Regions from separate parts of the Mus musculus genome. Here all the other regions are linked to region 2. Evidence: chromatin loops called from intact Hi-C (ENCODE). Cell type or tissue: heart. All regions are shown on one strand. Each heading gives the region's core, and the rest is flanking DNA. Links, peaks and the distances in the headings are about the cores only. Region 1 holds the start of Cd7 (CD7 antigen). Region 2 holds the start of Rac3 (Rac family small GTPase 3). Region 3 overlaps Ccdc57 (coiled-coil domain containing 57). Region 4 has its middle 3.7 kb from the start of Dus1l.

Region 1 (7,392 bases), core at 938-5,937, 320 kb before region 2:
ATGGACTTTTCTCTATACTTGGTATCCTTAATACAGGTGGGGCCTGGATTAAAATGCCAATATCTGACAAGGCTTGCACTCTAGTGAGATAGAGGTTCCATTGGGAGTGCTCGTAGAGGGAAATTATTAATTGGATCCATATTCTGGCAAGGGAGGGAACCCCAGTTGCAAAATGCTTCCATAATCAGGCCATAGACAAGCCTGTAGGGCATTTTCTTAGTGATTGATGAAAGTGGGCCCAGCCCATCGTGAGTGGAGCTATCCAGCTATGGTGGTCCTGGGATCTATAACAAAGCAGGCTGAGCAAGCCTGGAGAAGCAAGCCAGTAAGCAGCATTCCTTCAAAGCATCAGCTCCTGCCTCCCAGTTCCTGCCCTGCTGGCTTCCTTCAGTGATGGACAGGATGGATGTGACATGTAAGCCAGCTAAACCCTTTCCTCCCCAACTTGCTTTCCATTACAATGTTTCATCACAGCCATGGACATTCTAACAAGGACAGTCCCTTTGAATGGTAACAGGTAAGTGGGTTAGCATAGCTGGGAATATAGGGTGGGGAGAGCCAGGAAAGTCTTCTGCAGCGGTTGAGTTGAATGTGTCCTTTGAGAAGAGTGTGGCCCTTTAGGAGAAGGTAAAGTGACTTAAAGGGGCTGGGAACAGAAATAACAGGATAACAAAAGTCTTGCCGGTTTAAAAACATACCCTAGGGATGGGACAGGCAGTATAGGGAACAGCTTAGCAGCCTGGGACTCCACTTGGTTTGGGCTTGCACACAACTCATGTCTAAGTTTGCACTGGGCAGCCTGAAACCCTTGTTCTGATATATATTGCACATACGCAGCCTATGATATGAGCAAGGAGCCACACATCCACTGAGAACCACCTCCAAACTTAAGATTCTACTCAGCTGTGCTACACTCACACCTAGACGTGGACTAGGAAGCCCAATCCTTCCCACCCCTCCCTCCATCTGTGAGGGAACTGGAAGGTTGACAAACTCAGCTGCTACAGTCCACAACTCAGCTGCTACAGTCCACAACTCAGCTGCTACAGTCCACAACTCAGCTGCTACAGTCCACAACTCAGCTGCTACAGTCCACAACTCAGCTGCTACAGTCCACAACTCAGCTGCTACAGTCCACAACTCAGCTGCTACAGTCCACAACTCAGCTGCTACAGTCAATTCAGTGTTGCTAGTGGGTCCAGGTGAACTCATTAAGACTGTAGCAGTCTATCTCAGGATGGTCTTGCACAGCAGTTCAACAAAGAATCCATCACAGTGGGGAAGCTGAGGCAGCAGAAGCTTGAAGCAGTGGTCTCCTCATACTGGAAGACAGGAAGCAGAAAATGCTGTCCGTGGGATCAATTTGCCTTTTTATTTCTTTTTTTTTTTTTTTTTTTTTTTTTTTTTTTTTGTAGTCCAGGATCTCCTGCTCAGGGAATGGCCCTGCCCAGAATCAAGATGGGTACTCCCAAGGCAATTAATATAATCTTTCACTGGCCATCCCAGGGAGCAGCCTGTGATTCATCAAGGGGACGTGCAACTGTACACCGCACAGAGGAAGACAGCTATCATGGGATTCCCCCCAAAGATGCTCCATTCTCAGATGGTCCCATTACAGTGAGCATGTGACCACCAGCAATACCACAACAACAAAAAAATCAGACCATCCATTCTCTACCCCACAGGAAGAGGTGGCTCTGAGAATTCTCCATCTTCTGACAGATTGGCCTCAGCTTGCGTCTCTTCACCACAGCATCTCTACAGCTGTTTTCCCTGAGTTCATCTTTGGTTTTATTAGTCTCTGGGCCTGTCCCCAACTCGAAGCCACTACCAAAACACTGTCTGTCTGTCTGTCTGTCTGTCTCTCTCTCTCTCTGTATGTCAGCTTTTAACGAGAAAGTTTCTCTGTATAGCCCTGGCTGTCCTGGAACTCACTCTATAGACTAGGCTGACCTCAATTCAGAGATCCATCTTCTTCTGCCTCCCAAGTGCTGGGATTAAAGGTGTGCACCACAGCCTGGCAGTGGTGGCACACGCCTTTAATCCCAGCATTTGGGAGGCAGAGGCAGGCAGATTTCTGAGTTCGAGGCCAGGCTGGTCTACAAAGTGAGTTCCAGGACAGCCAGGGCTATACAGAGAAACCCTGTCCAAAAAAAAAAAAAAAAAAAGTGTGCACCACCGATGCCTGGCTAGAGTCTTTTCCATAGCATTTTTTTTTCTGCTTCTATAACTTTGGAGAGGAGCCTCCTGAATCTTACAACTTTCTGAGCTTCCTGCTTAGCTTCCAGAGACTTCTAAACCTCCCTCCACCACACTCAGGGAGGGAAAGTTTCATTCATTTAGGTTCTGAGAAATAGCCATGCAATGTTTTGCTCAAGGACACTGGACACGTCTATGATGGAACCTGTGTGTGGCCATGCATTCACACGCACAGCAAAATTCAGAGAAAAGGAGCCCACAGAGCAAAGCCGCACATTAGAGTGAAGCCACAGTAAATAAGAGACAGACTTACCCAGCACTGCTGGAAAGTCAGCTGCTGCTAAAAAGAAAAAAAAAAAAAAGTGCAACCCCTGAAAGCCCCAGGCTTTACTCCTCACATCACTTGACCTTCAGGGTCCACTGCCTCTGCCATTTATAGGCGGTGGTACACATCTTTAAATCCCAGCACTTGGAAGGCAGAGGCAGGGGGGTGTCTCTGATCTACATAGGGAGTTTTATTCCAGCCAGGATGATCCAGTGAGACTGTGGGGAGAGAAAGGGAGAAAGGGGGAAGGGGTAGAGGAGGAGGAGGGAGGAGAGGGAGAGAGAGCACACAACTGGGCATCGTGCCTTCAGCTGAATCACTCATCTCAGAGCCTCTCCACACCCTAATCCTCTGCAGTGTCTGCAAGGGCCACACCACGCCAGCTTTTCTTCAGGAGACTTCATGACTCAGTAATAAACTCTGGTGACCCAGCTGTCGTTGGGCTCTCACCACAAGGGGGCAGAGTTGACCTGCCTTACAGGGAGCCCTAAGGAACAAAGAATTTCTGGAGCTTGCTCTCCCCAGGGACCTCTCTACAGATCCTCACCCTCCCTCATCTCCATCTCCACCCTCTGTTTCTCTTGGACCCATATCGTGTCTTATTGTAATCCAAACTTGGGTGAGTTTGCCTCCTACATACTCCATAACCCAGTCTTCAGATAAGCATCTGTGATTCTGATCATTAAACGAGAACAGTAAACCAAGGAAACAGTCAACTTCTGGAAGATATGATTGTTAGAAACAAACCCACAGAATATCATTTGAGCCTGGCTGATGGTGCATGCTTTTAGTCCCAGCATTTGGGAGGCAGAGGCAGGTGAGTCTCAGAGTTTGATGCCAACCTGGTCTACAGAGTGAGTTCCAGGATAGCCTGGGCTACACAGAGAAACCTTATCTCACAAAACAGCAACAACAACAAAAACCACTCGAGCTGAGACCTGAAAATGAAGCCCCGAGCTAAAGACGCTGCCTGGTGAGCTGGAGAGATGGCCCAGTGGAGAAGACCCTGCCTGATGACAGTGGCCTCCAGAGTCACAACCACAGTGCATCTGATGCTACCGCCCAGCACCCAGATGCACAGAGTCTGTGCCTCTTCAATCAAAATAAATGCACTGGGGTTTGGGTCATCACCTCCTCCTGGAGCCCTGGAGCCCTTAGGCACAGCCCATAGGGCCCTGTGTGTCTATGATCTCTGAAACTTGAGGCATGGTGCCCCAAACAGTCAAAAGTGTCGATGCACGAAGACCACATCAAGGTCAGCCCTGCAGAGGTGGCAGCACTCCAGTCCATGTGCCCCTGGTGTGGCCACGGGCATCCTAGGAAGGAGACTAGGTCTAGGTCTTTGACTGTTCTTACTTCCCTGTAAAGTCTGTCTTTCCATGAACTTCTCCCCTGGGGGCTAGGTGCTGATTTCTTTACTGCCCACCTGACCCAGCTCCCCTCGTATTTCTCTCCAATATTCTCAGGCTGCACAGTTCCATACCTGCTGTCCCTGTGTTACCACAGGTGACCTGTCCCTCCCCAACCCTTTGTTCCTAAAATCTTCCAACTTTGACCTTCCTTTACCTGAGTCCCTCTCCCATGTGCCCTCAAGTACCCCGCATGGCACCCCTGTCTACACCATAGCATTCCAAACCCACCTACAGGGGGAGCATCTTCCCCCTTAGAGTAGGACCCCGGAGGAACTGCTTTGAGTCCCTATGTGACACTGTACACACACACACACACAAACTCACCCCTCAGTGTGACACACTGGCTCTGGTACCAGCAATAAAACTCATGGTTGACAAGAGTCCTAGCTCTCCCCCAACCTGGGAACCAGACACAGGGCCCTCGGTTTTGTCCCAGAAGGCAGATTGCTATTGAAGGGGCTCCTAGCCGCCCTTTGGCCTAGCAGATCTGGCTCAATCATGCTTCTAAGGAAGGATCACCCAGGCCGCCAAGGCAACCACAGCCAAGGCTACTGGGTATGCTGTGTCAGGCTGAAACCCCAGTGTGTCCAGACAACAGGTGAGACCACAGACCTGAACACATCCCAGCAGAAAATGACACAAAAGACCAGAGGAAACTTCAACTCCCTCCCGGCCTCTAAACCTTTAAGTCCCTCTAATTTTTCTTCCAGGTTACAGGACTAGTTCTTATTTCTTCTTCCTCTTGACGTCTCCTGTGGAGACTCTTGGTTAAAGATGATAAAGATGTGGGCCAGCCAACCAGCCAGGGAGGACAGTTGGGGTCAGGTGGCTTCCTCCACCTGGCTTGTTGTGTTCCCTGCCCACCAAGCTCCACCTTCATCTTCAGGAAGCCCTCCCTCGGAGCTTCACCACCAATCGCATTGAACTGCCACACCCCTGTTTCTTCCTCTCAGGGTTTTTGGTGTGAACTTTCACAGTGCTCAGTAATGTGTTGTAGCCAGAGTGGCTGATTTGGCTCAGATCACCTGGATTTGGGCGTCATGACTCAGCAGGCAGTGCTGGCTTTGCTGCTTACACTGGCCGGAATCCTGCCTGGCCCCCTGGATGCCCAAGGTAAGCATCCCTGTAGCAGGGCTCCCAGAGAGCATCTCACACACCCACCTGGGGAAGGGTTGGCCCTGACTTGACTTCCCCAAGTCTTAGTCTTAGACCTGGAATAGTCCCAGCTCCGTGGAAAAGCAGAGACTTGAAAGCTTTAGTTTACAGGACTAACATCTACCCTTGGTGCTTGTGAGAACTGTGTTCTTCAGTTCCCTTTCAGAGCAGCTGTCTGTGGGAAGTCTTGTGGTAAGGTGTAAAAGATCTACAATAAGATTATGGGAGGCTCAGGCTCCCAGGCACAATTCTTGTGCAAAACCAGCATAGTGTTCATTCTGTGAGATGCTGAGGTTTGTACTCAGTCTTGCCTACAGGAAAGTGGGTGGTGTGGGTGCCAGGCACGGCAAACGGGGCTGGAATCTGAAAGAGTGAGTATCCCATGAACAAGTCAACATGTGCCCCTTGCGCAGAGCCACAGGCTCTGGATGCCTAGAAATGATGGGGGGAAGGAGGGTGATGAAGAAACCAGCATCGGAAAGAGTAGGCAAAGAGGAGATAGGACTATGGCTGTCTGGGAGTGACTGACTCACTTAAAAGAGAAAGAAAGAGTACAGCCAGGGTGGGGAGTAGTCAAAAGGGAAGTCCTTGTGTTGAGATGCAACAAAGTTGCCAAGTTCCTATAGCATTTCTGCAGAGAGGGGTGTGATGGAGGAGGCATCTCACAGGAATACAAAATGGGAGAAAGAAACCTGGAGGTGTAGAGAGTGCAGCCCCTGTGCACAGCAAAATGAGACAGCATGTGTGAGCATGCGGGTGCGGGTGCTGTGAGAGATGCTCAAGAGTGTGCAAGGACATACATGAATGTAGGATCTGTGGAGCCTCTGAGATACGTGTTAGCGTGTTTGAGTCACCGTGTGCTGTGCGCCAGCTTGGTGCTAACTGGCTGGTTCTTCACAGACGTACACCAGTCCCCCCGACTCACGATTGCCTCTGAGGGGGATTCTGTCAACATCACCTGCTCTACAAGAGGGCACCTGGAAGGGATCTTAATGAAGAAGATCTGGCCTCAGGCTTACAATGTGATTTACTTTGAAGACCGGCAGGAGCCCACAGTAGACAGGACCTTCTCAGGCCGAATTAATTTCTCTGGTTCCCAGAAGAACCTGACCATCACCATAAGCTCCCTCCAGCTGGCAGACACTGGAGACTACACCTGCGAGGCTGTCAGGAAAGTCAGTGCCCGTGGCTTGTTCACCACGGTTGTGGTGAAAGGTAAGGATGTGCCCATCTGACTGTTGGCCAGGCCAGGAGCCCACTGGCTGCTAGAGACCTTCTTTGCACTTGTTGGAGCTGTCTGCTCAGAGCCCATTTCTTCCTGGAAACCTCCTAATGGTGCCCACACCTGGCTTGAACCTCAAGGCCTCCAATGAGGATCCCCACCTCACCTGCTTGTGTCCTCTCCTACCAATGGCTTTGTGTTCATTTTCCCAGAAAAATCATCCCAAGAAGCATACAGATCCCAGGAACCTCTGCAGACATCATTTTCCTTCCCAGCTGCCATTGCTGTAGGCTTCTTCTTCACCGGGCTGCTCCTTGGGGTGGTGTGCAGCATGCTGAGGAAGATACAGGTCAGTGTGAGCCTACGGCTATTATCACAGGCTTAAGGCAGAGATCAGTCAGGATGCACATGATAAGATGCAGAGAACCCTTGGGTGAGGCATCTCTCAGGGACACAGAATGGGAGAGTGAAGCCGAGAGGGAGAAAGTGGGGCTTCTAACCAGGCCCCAAAATGAGTGTGTGAACATGTGTATGTGCCTGTGTGTGCATGCGTGTGTGTGTGTGTGTGTGTGTGCACTATGTGCGTGGACCTGTGTGAATGTAGGAATTCGGAACTTCTGGGATAGGAGTTAATGTCTTTGAGTCACCATGTGCTGTGTGAGAAAGGTCCTGACAATGGTCAGCTCTTCTAACCACTCGACTGTTTGCCCTGGGCCCTCCCTGCCGTTGATTCTGCCAGAGGTGGATGAAAACTGATCATTCCCCCGGGTCTGGGAAAGCTGTGTGTTGTTGAATAAAGGGGTTACTTGGAGACAGGGGTACTTTGCCCAGGTCACCATGTTGGCCAGTGCCTGGGTGACAACAGGCTATCTTTTCAGATCAAGAAACTGTGTGCCTCAGGGATTAAGGAATCTCCGTGCGTAGTGTATGAAGACATGTCCTACAGCAACCGCAAGACGCCATGCATCCCCAACCAGTACCAGTGAACCCCTCTGCCTGCAGTCCCCCGTGCCTTGTTTCAGCAGAGCTTACAGCAGTCCTGCTGGCCCCCACACCCCGCCCAACTCCCCAGCACTCTT
Region 2 (7,392 bases), core at 1,612-6,611:
GGCTGTCCTGGAACTCACTTTGTAGACCAGGCTGGCCTCAAACTCAGAAATCCACCTGGCTCTGCCTCCCGAGTGCTGGGACTAAAGGTGTGCGCCACCACGCCCGGCCAGAGCTGACTTTTAAACTGTTTATCTGACATCATTTGATGAGGAGTTGAGGGGGACATGGAGCTGAGGGGGTCCATAGTAGCACCCCATACACACACTGTCATGAGATATAGAGGCTAGCGACATATATTAATCAAGGAAGTGAAGAATTTGTTAATTTTGTTCTCAGCACAACTAATTACAAACTGATATGATTTAATTATTAATAAGAGCTGTTTCACTGGCTGGCAAACTTCCTGAAAACAAACAAACATACAAACAAACAAAAAAAACCAAAAACCTAACAACCAGCCCTCTCAGTCAGCATGAACCACTTGGGTGCATCTCCAGGAGAAGAATGTCCCTGCAGGGCGTCCTCTGGTCTCATGTGCACTCCTGGGATGGCCTATAGCCTCTGAGATGAAGTTCAAGTTGCCAGACCAAAACTTTGGGCCCTCCTGGGCTTCCCCCACCCCTGCCCACCCCACCTCATACTAGCCAGAGTTGGGTCAACCTCTTTACAGACTGGTCTGGCCAGCTCAATGAGAGCCGCTGAAGCCCCCCCACCCCCAGCCCCGACTCCGTTCCCACCAGGCCCCAGGTTTGCACACGGAGACCATCCTGTATGCAGCGAAGTATGCCTTTTCCCTCACCTAGGGTGTGTTAAGCTCAAGAGTTCCTTTGGAAATGTATAGTCCGGGGCACTGTTTAGGGATTTCAGACTCTTTTGCCCCCCACCCCTTTAGGGAAATGGCTGGGGCAAGCACCAGGGCAGAAAGTAGGGCAGACAGCGAGACAAAGGAGGTGGTGAATGTTTATTGTATAAAATAAGAAGGGGCCGCCCTTTCCTGGGACATGATGAACAAAACCACCCCCACCCTTCCCTCCAGGGAAGCCCATCCTGGGGCTGCCCTGGACCCACCCCTGCAACCCTGAGGGAGACCCGGCTCCCTCCTGGCCTCCCATAGGGACCAGGGAAGGCTGGAGCTATATCCCAGAAAAAGGAGGCATAGGGGACAGGACCCCATCACCCCAGCCTTGTCCTCATGCTTCCCCTGCCCACCCACACCACTCCCCACAGCAGACTCAGGGACATCACACAGCTCAACACGAGCGCCTACTTGAGCCAGCGCTCTGCAGCCAGGCTGGCCAGGCAAGGCTCTAGAATACAGTGCACTTCTTGCCTGGCTTTTTCACTGGAGGTGGGCAGAGCACAGCCCGGATGGCCTCGTCGAACACTGTCTTCAGACCTCTCTGGGTCAGAGCTGAGCACTCCAGGTACTTGACGGAACCTAGTAGCATTGTGGGGAGGGTAGACTGTGAGGAAGGGCACAGCAGAGGGGTAGCTGTGGATGGCAGGGGTGGGGAGGGTGGGGTGGGGAGGGGCATAAGAAAGGAATAGTCCCAACCTTAGGTCCATGCTTTCTCACCAATCTCTCGGGCCATGGCCAGGCCTTGGGGGTAGGTTATGGGTGCCAGCTTCTTGTCCCGCAGCCGTTCAATCGTATCCTTGTCATCACGGAGGTCCAGCTTGGTGCCCACCAGAAGGATGGGTGTGTGTGGGCAGTGGTGCCGCACCTCTGGGTACCACTGTGGGAACGGAGGTTCTGACCCTACAGGCCTGGGGGCGGGGCCTCCAATCTGCCCAAAGAAGGCCTCAGCTCCTGAACATTTTTCTCTGACACACTTGGCTCTTCCCGCTTTACAGAGTGACTAGGAGTCTGTAGGGTTTGGCAGTAAACAAAGATACCCACCCAGGGAGGCTTGAGACTGCCCACAGCTCCTGTCAGGGCCCATGGCCAGAGGTGAGCTGTCCTCCCCGATACCCTGATGTTTTCAGTGCCTCCCTCAGCAGAAAAGATCCCTGGCAGAGGGGTGTGCCTTCTGCCTAGACCCACCTACCTTGGCACGGACATTCTCAAAGGAGGCTGGGCTCACCAGGGAGAAGCAGATCAGAAAGACATCCTTCAGAGGGAGGGACAGACAGAAGTGACCAAAGGATGTCCTTGCAGGTAGACAAGGCTAGCTCCCCATTCCATTCAGGAACCACCCTACACCCAGAGTTCGAGGCTAGTTCCAAGGCTAGCTCCCCACTCCATTTTGGGAACCACCCCACTCCCAGAGTCGGCCCTCTTGCCGCCTACTGTTTGAGGATAGGAGAGTGGCCGAAGCCTATCGTAGTCTTCCTGGCCAGCAGTGTCCCACAGCCCCAGGTTAACTGGCTTCCCATCCACCATCACGTTGGCTGAGTAGTTGTCGAAACTGCGAAGTAGAAAGGCTAGGCTGGGCAGGGATGCCAGGCTACTGGTGCCCAGACAGAACCCAAACTCTGGCCAGCACCCCACCTCACCACGGAAACCCAGAACCAGGGTCACTTGAACCAGCCCTGGAACCTTGGGAGGTCCCATGCACGTGTGCCTGGCCTCTAGTGGCCAGCCCCGGCTACCTCCCGATCCCCATGCACTCACACTGTGGGGATATATTCTCCTGGGAAGGCGTTGGTCGTGTAGCTGATCAGCAGGCACGTCTTCCCCACGGCACTGTAGAAAGAGGTTCAGCCCACGTGGATCAAGGACCGAGCCTCCGCCCCTTCTTCCCCCACCCCCGGCAAGGACAGCACGCTCCTACAGAGCTAGAGGTTACTTTGGGTGACTGGGGTGGGGTGGATAGGTCGTAGCTCGGTAAATCTGCGGCCACCTGGGACTAATAGAAAACGACCAGAGCAGGCTAGCCTACGAGGGAGCACAGTAGTGGGCGCGGCTGCAAGGGCTCACAACCCTGGATAGGGCACGCCGCAACGCACAGGGGCGTCAGAGCTCCAGCACCTTGGGTGGCTGGCGCGAGGGTGGAGCCACCCAGGAATCAGCACAGGTGAGGCCCCCGCCCCACCCACTGAGAGCACCGGGCAGAGGCCGGGCAGCATCAGGTGTGCCCGGGCTGGAAGAAGTGGATAGCTTCAGCTTGACCCCACCCCATCAGTCCCTGGACGCACGCGGCCGAGCTGTGGTGGGGGCGCGGCAGAGCTGCCTCGCCTGGACCCCGCGCGTCTGTCTGCCCCGCCCCGCCGAGCCGCACCCCGTAGCCGCCTACCAGCCCCTCCGCCCCTGCGGCTCGGGACAGCGCACTCACCCATCGCCAACCACCACGCACTTGATGGCCTGCATGGGCGCGGGGCCGGGCGGCGGCGGGCGCGGCCGCGAGCCGAGCTGCGGAGAAATGCCCGGCGCCGCAGCGGCCGCGGACCCGAACGCCGAGCGAGCGGCCGGAGACAGCCGAGCACCGCCGAGTGTCGGGTGCGAAGACAGCCGAGTGCGCGCAGGCGGGGCGGGGCAAGGGGCGAGCTGCGGCGGGGGCGGAGCCCCAGCCAGTCCTTGGACCCCGAAGGCTCAGGCTGAGGGTCCGCACCCAGGAACAAGGACGTGCCACGGTGTAGCTCAGGTTGGCGACGCCACAGAAATGGATGCGCCGGGGCGGCCGAGACTGATGCTTAACAGGGACACCAGCCCACCCTGCAGCCGAGAAACCCTCGTGTCTACGACCCACTACAGAGGTGGCCTTCCTAGTTGCCTGAGAGCAATCAGAGTGACCCAGTAGTCATTTTCGCGGTTGGGGCAACTGGTGCAGAAAGGAACTGGACGAGAATTTATCACCAAGTACAAAAGTTCTGTATTTCCACCCTGCCATTGGGGAGTCTGCTTCCTCCCACCGCTGTCCTGTCCTGTTTGTGGTTCTGGGACCGGGTTGTCTGAGCGCGATCCTGTATGCTTCATCGCGCCTATGCTAACGGTGAACTGTGGATGAAGTCCCTTGGACCGGCAGGTGTGCCGCTGAGCACCGATGTTGACAGAACCCTGCCCTGCAACTGCAGCTGATGCTTTTTGGACCCCGGGCCTGCCCTTGAGAATGGGATGCAGCATTTCTACCCTCGCTGGGCGCTTCGGTTCTCCCGCTTCCCTTCATTTAGGGGGACTCAAGGCTCTCAGAGGGGACCCCTGCACGTAAGCCAAGACAGCGTTTTGCAGGAAGCTTGCCCTCTGGGCCTCTTCGTCCCGGATACGGGAGATTTCTGCCTCTTTGAGCCGCAGCTTCTCTCGGAGAGATGCGTTCTCACTCTCTCTGTCCAACAGCGCCTCCCGGTGTTCACTCCCGATCACTGCAAGAGAGAGACTCAATAAGGAGGGGGTAGTAGGTGTCTTGCCTTCCTGCAGCCATGAGGTGGTGCGGCACACCTTTAATAATAATAGCTCTTGGAAGGCAGAGGCAGGCAGATCTGAGTTCGAAGGCCAGCCTGGTCTACAGAGTGAGTTATAGGGCAGCCAGGGCTACACAGAGAAACCCTGTCTCAAAAAGGGGGGGGGGGGGGGCTGGGTCTTTAGAAAGGAAATTCCCCCACTTTTACCCCCGCCAAACTCAGCTGCCCAGGTGACATGTGCTAACCTTTCATTTGACGCTCCAGGGCTGCCACCTTCTCTCTCAGCGCCTCCTGGGCCACCAGGTCAGCCTGCATACGGCCCATCTGTTCCTGCAGCTCTACTCTGACCCTGGCCACTTCGGCCACTTTTTCTTGGTCTTTGTTGATCAGCTCCTGGGATGGGGTTGGGGAGGGTGAGATCATGGCCTGGATGCAAACTCCTGGTGTCTGTGCCCCTTGATGCCAGGCTACCTGTTGCAGCTCCTCCAGACGCCGCTGCTGCCCCTCCATCTGCAGGTTCAGCTGGCTGACCCGTGCCTGGGACTCGGCTACCATCTGCTTCTGCTGCACGCAGGTGCCCTGAGCCTCGTCCCTTGCCTGTGCCAACAGCCGGATCTTTTCCTCCAGATGAGCAAGGCGGTGTTGCTGTGGGTGTGGGAATTGTTGCTACACATGAAGGACTCCCAGTCTGAGCTCAAGACTGGAGGGACAGATATGGTCTGCCAGTGGACTGGCCACCTCTCTGCAGGGATCGAGGACAGGGCTGCATGGTGCCATACAATTACTAGTAATAAACTCATCCTGCATCCAGAAGCGTCTCCCACTGAACTCCTGGCCCTTGAGTCGACTCTATGTCAGCTCTACTAACTCATTTCTAGCCTTCCTCTTGACTGTGAAGTATTGGAAGCACCACAGCCCCAATGGCTCCTGGAATCTCTCCGAATTCCAGGCCTGAGGCCCACAGCCCCAGTCTGGCCCTCGTACTATGGTCGGCCCTGCCTACCTGTGGCCCATGCTCACCTCCTCCAAGCGGGCCTGGTTCCTGGCTTTGATGAGCTCCTCCTCAGCTTGGCCACGCTCGCTGAGCACTGCAGCCTTCATGCGGCTCAGCTCCTGCATGGCAGATGGCTGTCACTAGCCCATCCTCCAGACCCCCTACACACACACACACACACACACACACACACACACACACACACACTGACCCAGGGCTCCTTCCAGGCTACCGAGCAGCCAGGCTGGGGAAACTTCTCCACAAGTCTCCTCAGAACCACACAGACATTCCTTGCTCAGGCCCGAATGTCACTTTTAGTCCCTGACCTTTTAGGGACACTCATGGGTGGATCCTCACATTGAGACCTAGCAAGGCTGAGACTATGGGATGTCCTAGGGTACTAAGGCCATGAATACCATGCTGCACTGCACCCAGGGTCTGAGTGGCCTCACCTCCTCCAGAGACAGCCGCAGGGCCTCTAGTCTCTGAACCCTCTCCTGCATGGCCCTCTCACTCTCCTCCAGGTGACGAGTCATATGATCCACCTGTCCGAGTGAGGGAGTCAGGGCTAGCCGACACCAGTTCCCCTGGCACTCACCCCATGGAATCCCTACTCAGGATGTAGGGTATCACTTGGCAAAGGCCTGCCCTGAGGGTCCTAGTGGGCACCAAGGACAGAGGCTCTGACTGGGGAGCACAAACAGCAAGTCCACCGCTGCCTGAACTATGGGTACCTACAACTGCGGCCTCACCACCTCGAGGTCTGCCGGCCAGGGGCATGCACTGGGAGTACTGCGCCACACAGGGCCAGTCTGCAGGCCCCAAGTGGAGGCAGGAGCGCCAAGGGCATCTATAAGACAGCACCTCCTTGGAGTGTAGCTTTTCCAAGTCTTCCATGTTCTGTTTGGCTCTCCTCTTCTCCACATCCAAGCGCTCTGGAGGCCCAGTGGGGAAGGGCTGTGAATCTGCTCTGAAGGCGTCTTGTCCCTGGAGCTCCTTGACCCCTTAGTGCCAAGCCCGTCCATGCTTACCCTCAGCCTGAATAGCACGGATCTTCAACTCGGCCGACGTGTTAGTCAGCTCCTGCTTGGTCAGAAACAGCTGCTCCTGCTGTGACCTCGCCTTCCGCTCCAACTCATCCACCTGAGCAGCAGGCAACACTAGAGGAAGCTTCACCCAGCCCTGCTACACCACCCTGGGCTCTCTGGGTAGCTGGCTCTATCCCCATTTTGGCCATACCTCTCACACCCGTGCCCCTCATACCTGGCTTCTAAGCAGCAGGTTCTTTTCGCTGGCAGCAGACAGGTCCCTGAGTAACTTGGACTCCCGATCTGCAGCTTCCTGGGAGAGAAGGGCAAGGGTTAGGCCGCTGTCATACACTTCCGTCCACCAACCAATGCAACACAATGCACCTGCCGCTCCAGCTTGCGTTCCTTCTCATGTCTTTGGGACAGGCTCTGCCGTTCCTGGTCTCCGGCGACCAGCAGTTCCCCCAGGTCCCGGACCTTCTGTTCTGACAGAGCCAGAGCAGCCTCTGTCATCTGCAGTCTACAAAGAGGAAGCTCACTCTCAGTCCAGCTCCATCAAGAACGCCACCTGCTTGGCAAAGGTCTTCTGCTCTCACTCCTATCAAGCCTCTAGTCAAATCCCAGGAAGCACTGTCCCTCCCTCCTCTGCCTTACTTGGCTTTGAGAGCATTGATGATGGACTGCCTCTCGTTGAGGGCTTCCTGAAGCTGCCCAACCCGTACTGCTGATGCCCTGTGGACAGAGAAGCGGTTCTAGGAAATCTAAATCCCGGGGCAACCACGTGGCTTTCCTCAGCCTCGGCGGCAATTGTTGTTCTCCACACCATCCCGGGTTCACCAGGTCCAGAGCCAAGCACTCCACATCTGCCACTAACTGCCAGCCAACTTGCTTGAAAGCAATGACCTTGTTCTCAGGCCTGTTAACACACAGGGCTCAGGGGAGGTGAAGCCAGGCACCAAGACACAGGTACCCAAGCTGAGCTGTGGTCCTGCTTCCTGCAGCTCCAGAGCTCACTCACCGGCTATCTCTGGCCATCTCTTCTCGTTGCTTGTCTATTGTCTCCATCAAATCCAGAAACTGGGGACAAAGTC
Region 3 (7,392 bases), core at 799-5,798, 180 kb before region 2:
CAGCTCACTGTGGGCAGTGCCAGCCTTGGGCAGGTGATCCTGGGCTGTAGAAGAAAGAGCAGTCCAGGGGAAGCCAACAAGTCAACAAGCAGCATTTCTCCATGGTGTCTGCTTCTTCCTGTGTTGGCTTCTTAATGATGGACTGTATAGAACCTCTTACTGAGCGAGCCCTTGCTCCCCAAGCTGGTTTTGATCAAGTGTTTTATCACAGTAACAGAAGCAAGCGAGGACAGTGTGACAGACCAATGTGAGGCCCTCATGTGGAAAAGTCAAGATCCCTGTGAGCTAAACTGCAGAATGGATCTGGGAGCCAATAAAAGCCTCAGGTAGGATAGTGCAGATATATTTCAGCCTTGCCAGCCAAAAGCAAGACTACTACTACTGGACCTTATGGACAGAGGAAGAGACATTTACCATCTCAGTAGCTGTATCCAGGTGTGTGAATATGTACTTCTAGGGACTGAAGAGATGATGGCTCAGCAGTTAAGAGCACTGGCTGTTCTTCCAGGGGAGCTGAGTTCAGTTCCCAGCACCCACAGAGCAGCTCACAATTGTCTGTAACTCCAGTTCCAGAGGATCTGACACACTGAGAAGAGCAGTTCTCAAGACAGAACCTCTTATAAACCTGCCGTGGGTCCGCAAGTCCCAGCACACATAGACCCATGCTTTGATCCCTGTGACCTTTGAGGTAGTCACATAGCCTGGTGGCCAAGACACAGGTTAAACTTCCTCTCTCCTTATAAGGTCATCACCTGGAACTCCTCCTTTTGCAAATAAGGCATTTCCAGTACCCTGGCCCAGTTCATCCCCCAGCCCCTACTCACCCCCCAAAGGCCTAAATAACCTTTGTTTCCCCTAATTAAACGAGCTTCTAGATGACTTTAGATGCCTTTAATCCCAGCACTCAGGAGGCAGAGGCAGACGGATTTCTGAATTCGAGGCCAGCCTGGTCTACAAAGTGAGTTCCAGGACAGCCAGGGCTACACAGAGAAACCCTGTCTGGGGGGTGGGAGGAGAAGCCTGCCTCCCAAGAACTCTTTTTTCCTGCTCACCCTACCCATCGCCTGAGGTCTCTATCACCTCCTGCCGTTCCCACCTAGCTTTCCCTGTCAGGGCATCTATCTGGGTCTGATGAGCGGTCGATCGTGCCTTTAAGAGAATGCGGAGTGGAGTGGGAATGACCAGTTTGACTTCGGAAACAGCCAAGAGTCTTGCACATTGAGCCAAAGCCTGGAAATAATGTAGTCAAGAAAAGATTAATTGTACCAGATGTGGTGGTTCAAAGTAGCAAGAAATCTTAATAAATACTTGGGAGGCTGAGGCAGGGGAATCACTGTGAGTTTAAGGCCAACTTGGCCTACAAAATGAGAACCTGTCTAAAAAGTTAGCAGCAACACAACCACCAAAAACAACTCAGCAACTGTTGTGTCTAAGAAATGACACTCTCGCAGTGGTACCAAAGTCACCAAGGGAGCTTCAAGAGAGTCTCTAGCTGGGAAAGGCGGCTGAGTGATTAGTTTGTGCAGACTCAGTGGAGCACACTCAGGTGTCCCTAGCCCTATCTCTGGAAGCACCAAGCCTTACATGCTACTGTGCCAGCTCTGCCGCAGGAGGCTAGGGAAAGGTCTGCCCCTGGTGGGTTGGAATAGCCAGCCTGAGGCAGCCTTCTGCAGCCCGGGGCAGTCTGCCTATAGCAGCCTGATCTGGCCTGGAACAGTCTTGGCCTTCTGGGTAGTTGTGAGCAGAGAGTTGTGTTAACACAGAATCTTAAAGACCAACAACTCTTTTGCTCAATTGCTCTTTTCTGTTGTTGGGCCAGAATCTCACATGTTGGTCACCCTTGTAAATAGAACCAATTCAATGAAATAATGATTTTTCTCTTATAAGTTGAGGCAAGTTTATAACTAGTAACTGACTGGTCAGTTATCACGTACTGTGAACCAGAGAAAATCCTTTTTCTTATTGGATAGTCACAGGCTCACAAGACATTGGAGGAAATTTACCCACTCATTTCAGAAATGTTTCTGAATGCATGCTGCATGCTGGTAGCTCTTCAGGCTTGGGATTGCGCACGGATCCCTGTCATTCCTGTCATACCTGTCATGCCTGTCAGTCATACCTGCCATGCTTGCCCTTATAGAGGGAAGAACACCTTGAGACAGTTAACTGCCTATAGATGTGATGAGACGGGAGGGTCAGGAGTCAAGTACAGTGAGTGGGCAAGAGGAGCCACAGACGTTGGTGAGGGTGCAGAAGAGAGTTCAGGAGGAGGAAGACAAGAACCTGCCCATGTGCTCGGAGATACCTAGAAGATAGAGTTCAAGTTCAGAGGACGAATGTCCAAAGTGGAGCTCGGCCTTCAGAGCCTTTAAAGACTTTGGCACCATGGGAAACTGTTGAGTGTTTGTGTAGAGCAGTGACATACATGATTGCGGACTTACTGGGCCAGGCATGGGAGAAGTAGCCAGCAGGCTGATGGGGTAGTAGGCCCCTGCAGATATGAGCATGCCCAGAAGGGGAGCCAGTGGGGACATCTGACCCTGAGCTCTGATGGGCCTGATGGAAGAGGCAGGTGCCACAGAGGATGACTGCCAGTTGTTGAGACAAAGAATGTGTGCAAGGAGACAGAGTGACAGACTGTTGTGTGAGGTCCCATGGTTTATCCAGAGACACGGTCCCCAGAACATTGACAAGAGCACAGTGGAGACAGGTCATGGCTGCCTGTCACACTGTCCAGCAAGACCAGAAGGTGGCAGCACAGGCTTGACTTAGCATGGAACTCTGCTCTCTGGTGGCCACAACCTGCAGAACTTCCTCTGTGGATTTTGTTCAGAAAAAACTGTTTCAAATTCTGTGGATTTGTTGCTGTTTGGTTAGTTGGTTGCTTTGGTTTTGTCCTTTGAGACAGATTCCTAACATGTAGCCAAGGCTGCCCAGAACTTGAGGGGATCTTCTCTATCTTTGCCTCCCAGGTTCTCTGTTTACAGGTAGGTTCTACTAACTCACCATCCTTCTCTCCTCTCCCCTCCCCTCCTCTCCTCTCCCCTCCCTTCCCCTCTCCCCTCCCTTCTCCTCTCTTCTCCTTTCCTTTCCTTTTTCCCTCCCTCCCTCCCTCCCTCCCTCCCTCCCTCCCTTCCTTCCTTTCTTTCTTCTTTCCTTCCTTTTGTCTTTCATTTGTCCCTATGCTTGGAATAGAACCCAAGGCACCACACATAACAGGCAAGCATTCAGCCATGATTTTATAATTATAGTAATGATTTTAATATTCTAATTCCAATAAGGGTCACTCACGTGACTATATATTTCACATTTACCTTTCAAGGGATTGAAAAAGTGAAATATAACTTCTAGTTGTGCTTTCTGCAGTTTCCTGAGCCAGAAAGTGAGACCTGTTGCTGCAGAACTCACACAGTGCACCTGTCTACCAGGGCTGGATGGTGCTTCATGGGGTAAGGGTGGGGACAACTCCCTCAGAGCTGCATCTGTCCTCCCTCAGTCTGTCCTTCAGGGCTGGAGTCTGGTGGAGGGCAGGGCAGGGCAGGGCCCAGGACTAGGGCTGGCATATGTGCCTGAGCACTCAGTCCTTCCAGGGGCTCTGGCTCTGTGCTGATCAAAAATGAGATTAAGTACCTGGCCCCAGAAATATAGAAATTAGGTTTTTTGGCTTGCTAGTAACTGGAGGATCCAAACTCTCGTATCAACCGAGGACCCCGTGGCAGACCTCATCATGTCAGAAATGAGAAGGAAGTTTGCAGAAGGGAATATATGCTAGCCTGACAGCAATGGCTGCAACCTGGGTGCTCACCGAACTGCAAGAGTTACAGTCATCCCTCAGAGAGAGGCTTCTTAAAATGGTTTCATCTATGACCCCATTTTACCTGAGAATTTTTGTTGTTCTGTCGTTGGTTGGTTGGTTGGTTTTGTTTGTTTTTCGAGACAGGGTTTCTCTGTGTAGCCTTGGCTGTCCTAGAACTCACTCTGTAGACCAGGCTGGCCTCAAACTCAGAAATCCGCTTGCCTCTGCCTCCTGAGTGCTGGGATTAAAAGCGTGTATAGATGTACAGATATTGAAGAGTGGTGGTAGGGAAATAGAGGTAAGCAGTTTATCTGTAGAACAGAAAACTTTGTTTGTAGTATAAAACCGTGATTCACACTGTGTGTCAGTCTCACACCTAAGCTGAGGCCTTGGCGGCAGCCACTCTCCTTCACTCCTGGCTCTTTTGTCCCAGGAGCTGCTGCTGGAGTTTGAATCTAAAATGCAGAGAAGAGAGCATGAGTTCCAGCTGAGGGCTGACGACATGAGCAACGTAGTCCTGACACATGAGCTCAAGGTAACTGGCTGGCCCTGGGCTTCGAATCACCATTGCAACTTTAATTACCCAGTGCTGCAGAATACCATGCTGTTCCTTTGTTAGTCAGTCAGTCAGTCAGTCAGTCTGTCTGTTTGTTTGTTTGTTTGTTGAGACAGGGTTTCTCTGTGTAGTCCCGTCTATCTTGGAACTCACTCTGTAGACCAGGCTGGCCTTGAACTTAGAGCTCCGCCTGCCTGTGCCTGCCGAGCGCTGGGACCACGCCAGGCTTCACACTGTTCCTTTTACCCATCTCCTCTCCTGGAACTTTTCAATCTTTCTCAGATAAAACTACTAAACAAAGAGCTGCAAGCTCTGAGAGACGCTGGAGCACGGGCAGCAGAGAGTCTGCAGAAGGCAGAAGCAGAACACGTGGAATTAGAGAGGAAGCTGCAGGAGCGTGCCCGGGAACTCCAGGATCTGGAGGCCGTGAAGGACGCTCGGTGCGTAGGTTCTGTTCTCCAGGCATTGTGGCCGTAAGGACTAGATCTGGTGGCGTTGCCTTCCTGGCATCTTTCCGTTCTACTCTTTGATCTCTTACGTAACTGCTCTTTACTGATACGGTTTCTGTTTAGGATAAAGGGCTTGGAGAAGAAGCTTTACTCGGCACAGCTGGCCAAGAAGAAAGCTGAGGAGACTTTCAGGAGGAAGTGCGTATTTCTGCCTGGGTGGTGCCACTGGAAAAGAGTCTAGATCTTGCTTACTGGAGACAAGAGCCCTGTGGCAGGTGGGCGGGCAGCCTGAGCTGGGACGCTGCTGTGGCTGGCACCATGCTCTCCTTCCTCAGAGAGGGTTAGGCATCCGGTGTCTCCAAGCTTAAACTTTTTAAGGACCAAGAGTCCAATTCAGGTCATTGATAAAACACAAACTAAGAATGTTGAAAACTCTGGATTTAGTCTCCAGTGTCTAAAACAGGCTTTTAAAAATATAACCTTAGTTAAATTTTAACTTTTATGGGTAAATGAGATGGCTTTGTGGATAAAGTCACTTGTCACCATAGCTGGTGACCTGAGTTCCATCCCTGGAACCCATGTGGTAAAAGGAGAGAACTGACTCCACACATATGCCTCCATACTAGGTAAATAAGTATTTAAAAATTAAGCGTTAACATTTAGACCTTGGCTGTCTTACTAGCTAGTGTATAAGTTTTAGACGATCGCCTCAAGCTTTGCCATGCTGATGTCCCCCTACTATTGCTGATGTAGACTCTGGATTCTGTCCCTCTGACTGCAGCAGGCTCTTCACGTTGCCAGGTCTGGGACACCCAGGAAGTGGTGGTGTGCTGCCTCAAGGCGGAGCTTCAGCCATGCAGTTAAAGCATTGCTCCTCCCCCCAGTACTGCAGGGTTCGGGAGGTGCTGGGACAGTAAGGAGTCGGTCAACGAGGAGTGGGGCGGGGATGCCAGCTGGAAGCTCAGTGTGGACTCAGCAAGACGCATTTACTCTCTCTTCTAAAGGGAACAGTAACTGTAGCTACCACACACCACACACTCAGGCTGCCCAGTTACACTTGGGAGGGGAAGAAATTTTCTCTTGTGTTTTCTCATGCCACTATTTGTGCAGTACGGACAAACTGATACACTAAGGGAGTGCTCAGGAGTCTGCCCATCTGAGAGGCAGGTGGCATCTGTTTTCCATGGCTGGTCAAGCGTAGGTTGTTAGGAGTGTTTTGTGAATCTGCTTTGGTATCTGTGTGAGCTTTGGGGGCCTCCGAGAGCCCGGCACCTAAGAAGATCTGCTTACATGGGAAGAGCTAGCGCGCCCACAAGTTACTCCTGCAGAGTCAGCCATCTTGTCAGGGACAGCTGTAGTGTAAGAAAAGGATGGCAAACACTTTGGAAGGTTCCAGGGCACTGAGTGAGCCACCGCGGGACCCTCCCCTGTGTTTCAGACATGAAGAGCTTGACCGTCAAGCCAGGGAGAAAGACACAGTGCTGGCGGCAGTGAAGCGCGCCCATGCAGAGGAGCTGCAGACGCTGGACGCCAAGGTGCTGGAGCTTCAGTTCCTCTGTGAAACCCTGGAGGGACAACTGCGCAGGGCTGAGTGCACAAGAGCAGAGGACGCCAAGGAGAAGAACGCCCTTACTGACAAGTGAGCTGCTGCCTCTGGCCGGCCCAGCCCAACAGCCTCGTGTGCCTGTGTCCAAGGCAGAGGCAGATGTGGGCCATTTTAGAATGGAATTTTGCAAGCAGTGGGTAGGGGCTTTCTGCCCACCCCCGACCCCCTGACCCCGCTGCCATTTCTAGTAATGTTTTCTTTTTAATTATATAGTTTTATATTTATGCTTACTTGTGATAAGTGTATTTAACAAAGTTAACCTATTGCCTTCACTTTTTGTTTTTCTGAGACAAAGCCTCATTTGTGCAAACCTGGCCCAGAACTTGTTCTATGACCTTGGATAGCCTCGGATTTATAATCCGTGTGCCTCCACCTCCCAAGTGTTGGGACTGCAAGCATGTGTCACTATAGCTCCCCCCCCCACCCCCCCGCCCCTGGACTTATTTTTCCTGCCTCAACTTCCTAAGTGCTGCTGGGGTTATAGGTATGTAGCACTGGCATCAGGATACGGCAAATGCAGTTTCATCTGTCCGTCTGCAGTGCTCGTCCCATTTGGATCCAGGTGCCACTCCTGCCCCAGTCTCCCAGCAGCCTTCAGTCGGCACTGCCTGTCAGTTTGCTAACTCTAGGAGCAACACACAAATTGGAATCTTCTGGCACTTGCCCTTATATGTCTGGCCTGTCACAGAGAGACTCAAGTTCTCAAGGGTCATCCACATTCATAGGATGACATTTTCTTTTAAACTGTGACTGTGTCAAAATATACACCTCTGGACCTCCAGAAGCCATGGAGGCCTTCTTTGCCAGCTAGCCCAGCATAGTCAGTGAGCCGTAGGTCCCAGGGAGAGCCTTATCTCAAGGCAGATGGCCACTGAGGATCTCGACCCAGGGTTGACCTCTGACCTGTGCAATGCACCCACACCACACATGTCCTCCTTCACACTCTTGCACATGCATACACACAAGAATACCATGCCTAACAAGA
Region 4 (7,392 bases), core at 1,193-6,192, 79 kb before region 2:
CCTGAGTTTGTTTCCCAGAACCTACCTGGCAGCTCACAACTCCAGTTCCAGGGAATCCCCCACCATCTTCCAACCTCCACAGGCCAACGTATGTCCAGGCAAATACTCATTCACATACAATAAATCCCTTATGTATGTATGTATTTATATAATTTATATAAGTACACCATAGCTGTCTTCAGACACCAGAAAAAGGCATCAGATCCGCCGGGCGTGGTGGCACACGCCTTTAATCCCAGCACTCGGGAGGCAGAGGCAGGCGGATTTCTGAGTTCGAGGCCAGCCTGGTCTACAAAGTGAGCTCCAGGACAGCCAGAGCTATAAAGAGAAACCCTGTCTCGAAAAACCAAAAAAAAAAAAAAAAAAAAAGGCATCAGATCCTATTACAGATGGTGGTGAGCCACCATGTGGTTGCTGGGAATTGAACTAAGGACTAGGAGAGCAGTCAGTGCTCTTAACTGCTAAACCATGTCTCTGACCCCCTAAATCCTTTCTCTTCTCCTCTCTTCTCCTTTCTTCTCTCTTCTCTTCTCTTCTCTTCTCTTCTCTTCTCTTCTCTTCTCTTCTCTTCTCTTCTCTTTTCTGACAGAGACAGTTTAGGTAGAATATATAGAGCAGAAGCACAGAGAGGCAATGGCTCACATGCTTCACTGGATGGGTGAGATGGCCTCAGGGACTGGGTACTTATGTTGGTAATGCAGAGTCCACAGCAGCCACCAAAGAAGTCCCAGACAGATGTGTGGACATGGCTCAGGGCTGCACATTGGCAGCAAGCTGTGCTCCTCTGTGGCCTCTGCTTCAGTTCCTGACTCCAGGTCTCTGAAACCTGCCCTGACGTCCTTTCATAACGGACTGTTATTGGGAGGAATAAGCCAAATAAATCCTTTTATACACACACACACACACACACACACACACACACACACACACACACACACACACACCACTGAGGAGGAGGAGGAGAAAATGCTGACAGACACAAGAATTCAGATATAAAGCCGGGCGTGGTGGTGCACGCCTTTGAGCCCAGCACTCGGGAGGCAGAGGCAGGCGAATTTCTGAGTTCGTTGAGGCCAGCCTGGTCTACAAAGTGAGTTCTAGGACAGCCAGGGCTATACAGAGAAACCCTGTCTTGAAAAACAAAAACAAAAAACAAGAAAGAAAAAGAATTCAGATATAGTGGCACATATCTGTAACCCTAGCACTCATTTGGGTAGAAGGGTAGGAGGAATCGATCAAGAATTCTAGGTTATCCTTGGCTACATAAAGAATTTGAGGCTAGCCTGGCCTACATGAAATCCATTTAAAAGCATATATGATCTGCCATTCTGCTCCTAGGTATATAAATTACCCTCTGCTGGGCGGTGGTGGTACACACCTTTAATCCCAGCACTTGGGAAGCAGAGGCAGGTGGATTTCTGAGTTTGAGGCCAGTCTGGTCTACAAAGTGAGTTCCAGGACAGCCAGGGCTACACAGAGAAACCTTGTCTCGAAAAACCAAAAATAAATAAATAATTTATTCTTCTGTCCACATGAAGATTTGACAAGAACATTCATAGCAACTGTTGGAGAAACCAATCCAGATTCATAAACAGGTGAATGGAGAAACACATTTTAGAATGTTCCATAAAAGTATACTGCTCAGCCATGGAAAGACCAAAAACTTGACACAGTTCCATGTGAATAAAGCCCTACAGAGGTTCACATATAAAGCAACAAACATGTCATGGATGAAGAGAGTTGGAGAAGGGCACAGGGAAACCGGGAGTAGCGATAAACACTTTCATTATCTGACTGTAACAGTTTCACTTGTATATACTGGTATCTATAAACATGTAATTGCCACTTTGTATATATTTTAAAAATATTAATTATGCCTCCATGAAGCTGTTTAAGAAGGGATTTATAAATAAAATAATAGTCAATTAGACCTCGAACCATATAAAACGATGTTCAACCTCTCATTATAAGGGAAATAAAAAATGATAATCACAACCAGGAGGATGGCTCCTTATCTGTCAGGTTGACACAGTTGCAAACATAACCTCAGAGTGCTGTGGAGCTTACAGGGAAACTGGCATAAGCAACCTGACTGGGAGGCGTAGAACAAAGGGTCTCAAGGGGGAGATTTGGCAGCACACAGAAAAATCACCTCTGTGTTTGAACTTCTTGGAAAGTGTCCCAAGTACACTTACATGCACACACACCACACGCATGCACATACATGAACACACATACACAAAGATATACACATTTATACACATGCACACACATATACACACATACACACATGCACATATACCTGCATACACACACATGCATACATGCATGCACACACATATATATGTACATGCACACACATACATGAGCACACACATACACATGTACACACACATGCACATACATACACACGCACACACACATACACACGCATATACACATGTGCATACAAACACACACATTCATTGTAAAACAATGTAAAGTTGAAAAATGTTGGAGATGGCCTACATATCTACTCTATGTGACTGACAGAACAAATGGACTGCGTGTGTCCAAAAGAGAGGCATGAGTACGGAAAGGAGACATGAACTTCAAGTCAACAAATGGGAAAGTCAGGTAAGCTCAGGATGGTGGAGCGCACCTTTAATCCTTGGGTGCCTGAAACAAGAAGACCACCATGAGTTTGAGGCTAGTCTGGGCTACAGAGTAAGTTCCAAGTCAGCCATTGAGAGAGACCCTGTTTGAAAACTCCATGATAACGCCATGTCTGTGTATTAGGAAGGATGGGTGAGAGAGGGAGACATAAGGGGTAGTCCTTAGAGCTGCTGTTGCTGTTGAGATCTTGTTTCTAGGCACAGCAGCACACACCGCCCAAGCACTTTCATCCTAGCTCCTAGGAGGCAGAAACAGGCTGATTTACCAAATTCCAGGCCAGCTAAGGATACATAGTGAGACCCTGTTTCAAAAAGGAAAACTGGAGAAGGGAACAAAGGCACATCTTGGCAGACCCTGAAAACATCTGGGCATCTGTGTGAGTCATACTGAACTATAAGGCCCCACACGCCGGTGGCCAGAGGGGTTCAGAGGGCTGTCCCCAGCAAAGCAGCCTTTTCTGGTGAGAAGTCTCCAGAAAGTTATTGAAAGTCCTGGAACTTGTTCTGAGGACTCTCAGCCAAAGGAGAAACAGCGTTCAGGAAAATCTACCAAATCCTGCCAGGAAGGGAGTGAGTTGGGGCACTTGCCTTGACCCATCCCTCCTCTCTGCCCACGTGATGCAAGCTCCACTCTAGATGGGTGCAGCTAAGGACAAGCCCCTCCTCCAGGGCACAGACTATCAAAGGCTCACCACCCAGCTCTGCCTTAAATCATCTGCCAGGATCCTTTCTCACTAAGTGCCCTCTGGATGTTGGAAGTTCAGCTCTGGGGAGGCAAGAAGAGGAACCCAGCCTCAGCGTCTTTACCCAGCCTTAAAGTAAGACACTGAGTCCCTGCCAAGAGAGATGAGTGGAAATCACAGGCTGCCCCTTCCCGGTCACCAGTTATTGACGCTGGGGTGGCCTGTGCTGCCTCAGCTAACAAACAGTGCTGGAAGGCTCCACTAGGGGGCAGACCAACCTAAGAGCCGAGAACGCCCTTGCTCAGCCAAGGGATCTCAGAAAACAAAGCAGCACTCCAGGCAAAACTCTGTCGACAATGGAAACTTAGGCTGTTGCATAGACAAAAGAAGCGTAGGGGGGGAAAGTAAGAAAGGTCCGGGGATGTGACTGAGCTGGTAGAGCGATTGCCCAATACATTCAAGCCTTGAGTTTGATTTCCAGCACAGCGTAAATGAAGTACTTGGCAGGTGGGGACACCCAAGGAATAGGAATTCAAGTTTATCTTCAGATCCTCAGCTAGAAACCTAGTTCAAGGCCAACCTGGGTTAGAGACCCCGTTAAGGAAAATAAAAAAAGGAATGGCTGAAATATTTCTGAAAAAAAAATTTATGGATGAAAGAAGTTCAGCAAACTCAAAGAGTAAGAACACCAAGAAAACCAGCCAGAGCTGAAGTGTGGTGGCATGTTTGCAGTCTCAACACTCAGGAGGATGGAGAGTTCCAGGCTGGCTGGAACTACAAGTGTGTGTAACCAAGTCCAGCTGTTGTCTCCTTGTCTTTTCTTTCTTTGTTTGCTTTTGTTTTCTTTCTTCCCTTCTTCTTAGTTTTTTGGTTTCAGAGATTTATAAACAAGGGAAACTGAGACTATTGATCTCGCAGATCTATAAAGACAGAGATATTTTTGGCTGGGCAGTGGTGGCCCACACTCTTTTTTTTTTTTTTTTTTTTTTTTTAATGTACGTACACTGTAGCTGTCCTCAGACACTCCAGAAGAGGGAGTCAGATCTCGTTACAGATGGTTGTGAGCCACCATGTGGTTGCTGGGATTTGAACTCCTGACCTTCGGAAGAGCAGTCGGGTGCCCTTACCCACTGAGCCATCTCACCAGCCCGGCCCATGCTTTTAATCCCAGCATTTGGGAGGCAGAGGCAGGTGGGTTTCTGAGTTTGAGCCAGCCTGGTCTACAGACTGAGTTCCAGGACAGCCAGGGCAACACAGAGAAACCCTGTCCTGTCTCAAAAAAAAACAAGGAGGAGGAGGAAGAAGAAGAAGAAGAAGAAGAAGAAGAAGAAGAAGAAGAAGAAGAAGAAGAAGAAGAAGAAGAAGAAGAAGAAGAGGAGGAGGAGGAGGAGGAGGAGGAGGAGGAGGAGGAGGAGGAGGAGGAGGAGGAGGAGGAGGAGGAGGAGGAGGAGGAGGGAAGGGGGAAGGAGAAGGAGAAGGAGAAGGAGAAGGAGAAGGAGAAGGAGAAGGAGAAGGAGAAGGAGAAGGAGAAGGAGAAGGAGAAGAAGAAGAAGAAGAAGAAGAAGAAGAAGAAGAAGAAGAAGAAGAAGAAGAAGAAGAAGAAGAAACTTTAGCTCAAGGGGCAATTGTACCAGGTAGAAGCTCAGATCTATAGACAAGATCAAGAGTGCCAGAACTGCTATCCTTGGGGTTCAAGAATCACCGCACAAACCATGTGAACACTGACTTCAGTTAAGCAAGAATAGTTTATTGAATGCACACCCAGAAACTGGTCAGAGCAAGGACATAGCTCAGAATTATCTGAACAATGACAATGGGCATATTTTTCTGTCATCTTATAAGGGGAAAAAAAAAACCACAGTGAATTCACACACAGGTGCAGGAAGTTCTTACTTAAGATATTTTAGACATAGCAATTCCTATTGACCTTTGATTTGATAGGTCTTACACAAAGCTTCGTGGAATTCTTAAGATTAGCAAACCACATACAGAACATTCAGAACAAAGCAGGATATGTGGTCAGCATGTTCTCCGTCTACGCCAAGTCACTTCTCTGTGTCAATGACTGAGAGGCATGTTACAGCAACAATATGAAATAGCTGGCAGACATGGGACAGACTGGCTACAGCTGTCCTGAGGTGTCAGACCATAACACTGTAAGTGGATAAATGTAAGGGGCATACTTTTTTTGTGTGTGTGTTGCTTTTTTGAGACAGGGTTTCTTTGTGTACCCCAGACTGTCCTGGAACTCACTCTGTAAACCAGGCTGTCCGTGAACTCAGAGATCCGCCTGCCAGGGACCTGGAGGGATTCAAGGTGTGCACCATCATGTCATGTCCGGCTGTGGGTCATGTCCGCTTGTGGCTGTGCAGTTTCTTCTTTCATTTTCTTTGTTTTTTTAAAAAATTAATTAGTTTATATATATATATATATATATATGTATGAATATATATATATACATATATATATATATGGTGGGTCTTTTGGTTGGTTGGTTGGTTTTTGGTTTTTTGAGACAGGGTTTCTCTGTATAGCCTTGGCTGTCCTGGAGCTCACTCTGTAGACTAGGCTGGCCTCGAACTCAGAGTTCTGCCTCCCTAGTGCTGGGATTAAAGGCGTGCACCACCATGCCCGGCTTGTATATGGTGTTTTATCGGTATGTATGTCTGCACACAAGAGGGCATTGGGAGCCTGTCTCGAAACCCCCCCCCCCCAAAAAAAAGAAGAGGGCATTGGAAACCATAAGACTATAGTTACAGACAGTTGTAAGCTGCCTTGTGGGTGTTGGGAACTGACCTCAGGACCTCTGGAAGAGCAACTAGTACTCTTAACCTCAGAGCCATCTCTCCTGCCCCTCTTATTTACTTTATTTATTTTTTATTTTATTTTTCGAGATAAGGTTTCTTTGTGTAGCCCTGGCTATCCTGAATTAGCTCTGATCTAAATCAGGCTGGCCTCCAACTCACAGAGCTGCTCCTGCCTCTGCCTCCTGAGTGCTGGGATCAAAGGTGTGGTGTCACCACCCAGCTTCCTGTCATTTCCTTACAAGGCAGAAAATTAAAGTATCATAAATGGCTTGAGTAATGCATATATATTACATTATATCATTATACCGTTATACATGTATCATTATACATACATATATCATTATAAAGTATGTATCAGCAATTGTTCCAAGGCTGGAGAGCAGGACTCAATGGTTTGTGGAGTTGGAAGTCTGACCACAGAGGGAAAGGCTGGAAGCATGTGAGTTGCACGATACAAACTCTGGATTCTGAAAACTCGAGGTGCATGGAAGCAGTGTAGAAGGATTAAAGAGTGGTCAAACAACTCAGACATGGCGGTTCAGGCCTTGAATTCTGTGTTGGGAGGCAGAGTCTGGTAGATCTCTCTCAGTGAAATACATCACTACTATTAAAACAGTAACAGTTTACGGCCATAGTTTGGTTTCCTGTTTAAAATACCCTGACAAAAAGAACTTAGGAGAGAACTTTTTTTATTTTTGTTTTTGAGAGCTGGGGAGGGTTTCTCTGTATAGCCCTGGCTGTCCTGGAACTCACTCTGTAGACCGGGCTGGCCTCGAACTCAGAAATCTGCCAGGCCTCTGCCTCCTAAGTGCTGGGATTAAAGGCATGAGCCACCACTGCCCGGCCCCATATCTCTTTATGCATGTTCCTTCCCTCTAGCAAGCGACTCATTACTCGACAAAGGCCTGGCCTGCTGTAGCCTTTTCTACCCAGGATCTGAAGTAATAATTCTTTATCTCGTTTCCTATTGTGGTGGTGTACTAAATTTACGTCTTGTGTCTGCAGAACCAAGGGCTGCTCCTGGATTGCGGAGGTGGGTTGGGGGATAGAGGTGGGAGGAAAGGCCTCCGAGTGCCAATTGTCTGGAAGGGACAGCGTGACCCCGGGCATGCGCAGTCTGTTCTTGCTCAACTCTCTCGTTTCCACAAGGCCGGTCCCTTCAGCGCTGAGCTGCAGTTTCCGAGGACTTTATTTTTTGCTGCACCGCAGACGGTGCGGAGCGCCTGGCAGTACGCTTCCGGCTCCGGC

What was found. Hi-C counts contacts between places; a loop is a spot of excess contacts. Peaks named below come from ENCODE experiments on the same cell type or tissue, not always from the same donor. Only the 100,000 strongest peaks of a DNase experiment are listed, where the experiment ranks them.
Region 1: a loop joins it to region 2, with 17 times the contacts of the local background. A loop is called at or near these places in 9 of 42 quality-filtered maps.
Region 3: a loop joins it to region 2, with 22 times the contacts of the local background. A loop is called at or near these places in 9 of 42 quality-filtered maps.
Region 4: it touches region 2 in a loop (6-fold over the local background); 6 of 42 quality-filtered maps call a loop at or near these places.

Annotation. Positions count from the first base shown.
Region 1 is chr11:121,036,950-121,044,341 of GRCm38, reverse strand. Cd7 (CD7 antigen) reads left to right here and starts at 4,864. Exons shown (of 4, transcript NM_009854.2): 1 at 4,864-5,049; 2 at 5,992-6,306; 3 at 6,526-6,662; 4 at 7,192-7,392. The coding sequence starts at 4,977. The coding sequence ends at 7,299. Gm11775 (a long non-coding RNA gene) reads right to left here and starts at 6,659. Exons shown (of 2, transcript XR_880372.3): 1 at 6,480-6,659. In heart, for the core only: a CTCF peak has its summit at 2,975 (motif pointing right); a DNase peak (open chromatin) is centred at 2,901; H3K27me3 peaks cover 676 bases.
Region 2 is chr11:120,717,466-120,724,857 of GRCm38, reverse strand. It overlaps Lrrc45 (leucine rich repeat containing 45), which reads right to left. Exons shown (of 18, transcript NM_153545.2): 8 at 7,320-7,378; 9 at 6,956-7,033; 10 at 6,686-6,821; 11 at 6,537-6,614; 12 at 6,305-6,416; 13 at 6,138-6,208; 14 at 5,726-5,818; 15 at 5,300-5,392; 16 at 4,751-4,924; 17 at 4,525-4,672; 18 at 3,730-4,240. The coding sequence ends at 4,044. Rac3 (Rac family small GTPase 3) reads right to left here and starts at 3,390. Exons shown (of 6, transcript NM_133223.4): 1 at 3,217-3,390; 2 at 2,556-2,627; 3 at 2,232-2,349; 4 at 1,990-2,052; 5 at 1,518-1,677; 6 at 889-1,379. The coding sequence starts at 3,251. The coding sequence ends at 1,249. Dcxr (dicarbonyl L-xylulose reductase) reads left to right here. Exons shown (of 8, transcript NM_026428.3): 8 at 1-312. In heart, for the core only: a CTCF peak has its summit at 4,219; DNase peaks (open chromatin) are centred at 3,277, 3,497, 4,157, 4,707 and 2 weaker places; H3K4me3 peaks cover 2,078 bases; H3K27ac peaks cover 1,329 bases; H3K27me3 peaks cover 2,904 bases.
Region 3 is chr11:120,900,923-120,908,314 of GRCm38, reverse strand. It overlaps Ccdc57 (coiled-coil domain containing 57), which reads left to right. Exons shown (of 19, transcript NM_027745.1): 4 at 4,230-4,331; 5 at 4,635-4,792; 6 at 4,925-4,999; 7 at 6,240-6,440. Among named protein-coding and RNA genes, the nearest start is that of A430102A20Rik, 28 kb to the left of the region's middle. In heart, for the core only: a CTCF peak has its summit at 2,755 (motif pointing right); DNase peaks (open chromatin) are centred at 2,654, 4,994 and 5,654; H3K27ac peaks cover 1,404 bases.
Region 4 is chr11:120,796,396-120,803,787 of GRCm38, reverse strand. It overlaps a transcript of Dus1l not described here. Among named protein-coding and RNA genes, the nearest start is that of Dus1l, 3.7 kb to the right of the region's middle. In heart, for the core only: a CTCF peak has its summit at 3,595 (motif pointing right); DNase peaks (open chromatin) are centred at 3,317 and 3,567; H3K4me3 peaks cover 460 bases; H3K27ac peaks cover 1,454 bases.